Linked DNA regions of Homo sapiens: region 2 is linked to region 1. A link is a loop called in an ENCODE intact Hi-C map of the cell type or tissue named here. Cell type or tissue: OCI-LY7. All regions are shown on one strand. Links, peaks and the distances in the headings refer to the core of each region. The heading gives the core; the rest is flanking DNA.

What was found. A loop is a pair of places that touch in the nucleus more often than their neighbours do. Peaks named below come from ENCODE experiments on the same cell type or tissue, not always from the same donor. Only the 100,000 strongest peaks of a DNase experiment are listed, where the experiment ranks them.
Region 2: a loop joins it to region 1, with 2.7 times the contacts of the local background. A loop is called at or near these places in 1 of 110 quality-filtered maps.

What each region holds. Positions count from the first base shown.
Region 1 is chr5:66,553,168-66,556,093 of GRCh38, forward strand. No RefSeq gene overlaps it. Among named protein-coding and RNA genes, the nearest start is that of MAST4, 42 kb to the right of the region's middle. In OCI-LY7, for the core only: no CTCF peak of the experiment used is centred there; a DNase peak (open chromatin) is centred at 1,224; H3K4me3 peaks cover 336 bases; H3K27ac peaks cover 473 bases.
Region 2 is chr5:66,700,005-66,702,930 of GRCh38, forward strand. The region is part of intron 1 of MAST4 (microtubule associated serine/threonine kinase family member 4); the gene reads left to right. Among named protein-coding and RNA genes, the nearest start is that of MAST4, 110 kb to the left of the region's middle. In OCI-LY7, for the core only: no CTCF peak of the experiment used is centred there; a DNase peak (open chromatin) is centred at 1,477; H3K27ac peaks cover 1,072 bases.

The DNA of each region.
Region 1 (2,926 bases), core at 173-2,672:
CAGTAACAGGCTCTTTGGGTTCCAATCCTGCTGACTTTTTGACCTCATGCAAGTTATAGGTTATCCTCTGAAAATCTCCTTCTCTTCATCTGTTTTCTGAGGATCTGTGAGGATTAAATAAATCAAGACACCTAAAAGCACTTGGCCCAGTTCTTGATTCACAGGAGTGCTCAGTAAATATTAGTGTTTCTTAAGGTGCACAACATCACTATTGTTGTTACGTTTCCAGGTCACTTCTACTGCTTTTGTTCTGTCCCTAGTAATTCCTTTCCTGAGTCATTACAATCACATTCTGGAGACTCTTTCCCCTAACTCATCCTGCAACTTTTACCTGTTTGCCTTTTCTAAAAGAAATCTGACCACATATTTTGCATGCTTCAAAACCTTCCTTGTTTTCCATTGCCAGAAGAATTCAGTTGGAATTCTGGCTAAGGAGGCCAGAACCTGAAGGGGATGGGTTCCTAGAGCCAGAGCCCCTGGGAGGAGGTACTCACCCAACTATCACATCCCTGCTCCAGTGAAAGAGGACTGCCACTCAAGAGGGCTCATTTCTGGAGTGTTTACTCTATGCCAGGACTATACTGAACACTGTACCTTCCTGTACCTCCTTTAATCCTCTCAATACCCCTATGATGGCAATGCTATTGCTATCCTCATGTTATAAATGAAGAAACAGGCTCACAGGGCTTAAGTAATTTGCCCAAAGTTGCAGGTAGGAAAAAAAAAAGGTGCTAGGGTATTTTAAACCCTTGAACTCGACCAGTAGTTCTCTTCAATCATCTAAAACCATTTTAGGGTCTATTTATTTTAAGACATTATTAACAAAAAAATGCCTAAAGTAATATTTATTGCTTAAAGACATCACAAATTCTACCAAAGTGGCAGAGAGGCTTCATTCACTCTTGTTGGCTCATTTAGCAGCAAGATTTGCTTAGTTTTATCTTTTGTTCCCATGCCAAACCACAGTTAAATCTTGCTGTTTGGTGGAGGCTTTTCCTGAGCACCACGTTGCTTATAATTTAAATCTCTGTAGAACTGTTTGTGTTCCTGTAGGGAGATCCCTTTACCTGGAGTTTTATGTAGTTGGCTCTGGGAATGCTGAGAGTGCATGCTTTATCCTAAGTATGTGCATGCACTGCTTCTCTCTGGCCAAATTGTGCTTACCCATAGCTATGTTGTACCTGGTTTCATTTCCCCAAGTATGTGGTTTTCTGCCCTCGTCAAAGCCAAGGATGAGTGGAGCAGTGAGTCACATGTGTGATCGTCACTGTTTTCTCTACATTTTACAAGAGAACCCACAGAGACTTAACACGTTTCCATTCTTTTACTGGCTCCTTCTTAGATATAAGGAGAGATCAGAGAAAAATGCTGTGAATCACTTGGCAATGATGAACAATGGCCTACGGCAGAGAAATGAAAATGTCAGGTGTGTGGTTTTTCCAAACCTAAAATATTTGCTTTCAATGCAGTTAGCAGAGTTTTAATTACAGGGTGTTAAACCCTTGGAGGTGTCATGGTTACTCAGCACTCAATTTGATGATCATATGTAAAATAATAATAGCTTTATTGAGATGCAGTTTACATATATTCACAAAGTTGTGTGACCATCACCACTATCTAATTTCAGAACATTCTCATACTCCAGTAACAAGCTCTGTATTCATCAGCTATCACTTTTATTATGCCCCTCCTCCAGCTCCTGGCAACCACTAGTCTACTTTTTGTCTCTATGAATTTGCCCATTCTGGACATTTTATAGAAATAAAATCATACAGCATGTGGTCTTTTGTGATTGGATTCTTTCACTTAGCATAATGAGTTCAAGGTCCATTCATGTTGTAGCATGTATCTGTACTGCATTCCTTTTTATTGCCAAATAATATTCCATTGTATGGATATACCACATTTAGTTTACCCTTTCATCAGTTAATGGATATCTGGGTTCTTTTCACTTTTGGGATATTATGAGTAATGCGACAATGAACACTCATATACAGTTTTCTGTGTGAACATATGCTTTCTGCTGTCTTAGATATAGACCTAGGAGTGGAACTGCTGGGTCATATGGCAACTCCGTTTAGCTGTTTGAGAAACTGCCAGACTATTTTCCTAAGTGGCTGCATCATTTTACATTCCCGCAAACAAGTGTATGAGGGTTCCAATTTCTCCACATTCTTGCTGACATTTATAATTTATTATTTTGATTATAGCCACGTAGTGGCTATGAAATAGCATATCTTTCTGGTTTTTAATTTTTATTTTTTGCAATGGACTGAATGTTTGTCTCTCCCCCGTCTTTCTCCTCCACCTGCCATGTGAGGAAATCAGGAAGAGGGCTCTCACCAGAACCTCACCATGCTGGCCCCTGATCTCAGACCTCCCAGCCTCCAGAACTATGAGAAATAAGTGGCTGTTGCTTAAACCACTCAGTCTATGTTATTCTTGTTATAGCAGCCCAAACTGACTAAGACATCATGGTAAAATAGACATAAGATAAAGTTTATCATTTAACCATTTATAGGGTACAATTCAATGGTATTAACTGCATTTACAATGTTGTGCAACCATCACTACTATCTATTTCCAGAACTGTTTCTGTTTCCCAAACAGAAACTCTATAATCAATGAACAATAAATTCCCCATGTCCTCCTTTCCCCATTGAGGTTTTGACTTGTGTTTTGCTAATGGCTAATGATATTAAATATCTTTTCATGTGCTTATTGGCCATTTACATATATATATATATATATATATATATATATATATATATATATATATATATATATATCTTCTTTGGAAGTATGTCTGTTCAAGTCTCAGCTCACTGCAACCTCTGCCTCCCAGGTTCAAGCAATTCTCCTGCTTCAGCCTCCCGAGTAGCCAGTTTTACAGGCACACGCCACCACCCCCAGCTAATTTTTGTAT
Region 2 (2,926 bases), core at 268-2,767, 150 kb after region 1:
CAGCTGTGATTGTGAAACTAGCTGCATGGTTGCTATTACCGACATTTTTGGTGTTGACTGCAGCCCAGTGTCTTCTGCTCTGTGGCTTTGCCTCTATTTCCCTCCCCTTCTCCCTTGAGGCATAATAAGGGTGTTATGGCCAAAATGGAAACTGATAATTTTGTTTTCTCTATTGGCAGCAAAGAGAATAATTAACTGTAGTTCGAAAAGCAGAATTATATTACCTTTGCATTTCTTAGCAAGATATTTTATAGAAATGATTCTATTATTTCATGATGGAAAATTGTGATGGTTTATCACTCCATTGTAACCCCATACAAATTTTTGTTCTCGCTCTTTTTTTTTGTATTCAAATTATCTTTAATCTTGATAAAATCCTTTAAGCCTTAAATTTTGATATGATACACTTAAATGTTTTGAATTTTATATTAACCTTGTCAGAACTGGTGGGTGGATCACCTGAGGTCAGGAGTTCAAGACCAGCCTGGCCAGCATGGCAGAACCCCACCTCTACTAAAAATATAAAAACTAGCCGGGCTGGTGGTAGTGGGCACCTGTAATCCCAGCTAACTGGGAGGCTGAGGCACGAGAATTGCTTGAACCCAGGAGGCAGAGGTTGCAGTGAGCCGAGATCATGCCATTGCATTCCAGCCTGGGCAACAACAGAGTGAGACTCCATCTCTCAAACAAAAAAAACAAAAACAAAAAAAACAACAACTGACTCTAAGCAAGTCCTTTCTCTGTATGGAAATGAGGCTGTGAGATTAAAAAAAAAATTATATATATATATATATATACACACACACACACACACACACACACATATATACACATCGGTGTATTAGAACTTGTGGATAACATATTCAAGTGTCCTTTTATTTGTATAAAATGGATTGCTTATGGCTCTTTAGATCTTTTAATATTAATATACTGAGATCATCTTGGGAATTATTTAAGACTGTTTGCAAATATGTTTTTAATCTTCTGTGTTGCATTATAAGTGCTATTTACATTTCCTAATAATAAAGCACATTTATTAATCATGAATATAATCATTAATGTAATTAAGTAATTACCAAAATAATTATTGGTTATCATTACTATTTTATTGAAGTCATTACTAGTGCATTTTTGAACATGTTTCAACAAATCATGATTAACTTAAGGTTTGCATTCTAGCAAGTGACCAAAACTTGGCTGTTTCTCTTTATAGGTTGTATGGGCACGCAGTGATTCCATGACCTTTGAGATAAATCATACAACTTGCTTTTTAATGAATTTACTTTAAATACATTTTGAGAGATTATGAAACTGCTACTCAATGTCTTATAGTACCCCACTGTGTTTTCTCTGTTGTTCTGCCTGGTTCTTTACAATTAGTAAGGTGCATCCCCGTGTCTCTCCTCACAGAGAGGGGTCTGTAGCTCTTGTCTAATTTTCTGTTTCACTTCCTTGCTTATCTGTATTTCAAGCCCAGGTGTGTTTAGCTGTCTAGTTTTTGTGGTACATTAGGCCTTGGTTTTCTGATCCAGCACACTGAGTTTCTCAAGAGTTCAAAGCTATTGCTATTTGAATTTGGATGCTTCTTTAGTGAAGTCTTCATTTCAAAGATTACTTTTTCTGTTTTCTGAACTTGGTTTTCTGTAAACACAACATAAATCATGGAAAAAGTCGTGCATTTGAAATAAAAAATAAGGTCAGGTCCTGATGCTGGAATTTCACTGCCTTGAGTGAGTTGCTTCAGGTTTTTTAACCTCCATCTATTATTTTATCAAATGGAAATGATGATCATATCAACCTTATAGGTTATAGGATTTTTTTTAATGAAAATTCCCTATGAGAATTGGTTTTCACCTTTTAGAGGACTATACTCTACCTAAAACATGAACTTTGCAAGTTAAAAACTTTAGAAAATTAAATTCATATATAGTTCAAAATATACTAGGCTTTTACATTCACTTTTGTCTTTATTCTTGTTACTGAAAAAATATTTTTCCCTGTGGAAATGTTTTGGGATATGATCACTTTTGCTCAGATAATTGTGAGTCCTGAGTGAGTGCTGCTCCCAGGAGCAGACTTTGAAGTTTCATGATAGAAAAAGTCTATAATGTTGATTGGCTCCTTGGCCCTTTCCTCTTTCTCCCATCAGGGAATGGGAGCATCGGCTGCTGGACCTGCTGGCCCAGGAGTGGGTAACTGCCTTATGCAGAGCAGAGGATCCTCATCCCAGTGGTCCCTCGACTGCCATGGGGTTCACTCTTGTTTTTATTCACTTATTACCACCAAGTATTTATTTAGAACTTTCTACGGGCAGGCTCCATTCCAGGCTCTGAAGATAGTCTTTCCTCTCATGGAGCTGACATTAGGGGTAGAGGGAATGTGGTGATGGGCAACACAGAAATAGTTACGTTATGTCAGTGGTCCAGTGGCGTGCTAAGATAAAAATAAAGCAGGGTAGGAGGGCCATGGACGGATGCTGTGTGTGTATGTGGGGAGTGATATTTTAGATAAGTTGGTCAAGGAAGGCCTTTCGGTTAGGGTAACATTTGGGTAGAGGCCAGAATGAAATGAGACAGCCAACTTTTAAGGGAATCTGCAGCAGGAGGCTTTCAGGCAGAGGAGCAGCAAATGCAAAGACCCTGAGGCAGGACTGTGTTTGAAGATAAAGAGGTGAGTGTGGCTGGAGCAGAACAGGCAAGAAAGGAAGGGCAGGTTGACAGAGGAAATCAGAAAGTTACCAGAGACCTAATCAGGTAGGACCTTGAGGCCATTGTTAAGTCTTGGCCTTTTGTACTGAGTGGATGCAAAGCCACCAGAGGGTTTCAGTGTGAGGAGTAATATAATTCAACTTAACGTTCTGAGAGGATCACTCTGGCTGCTGTGTTGAGAATAGACCACAGGAAAGTTGGTGGAAGCGGGGAGATCA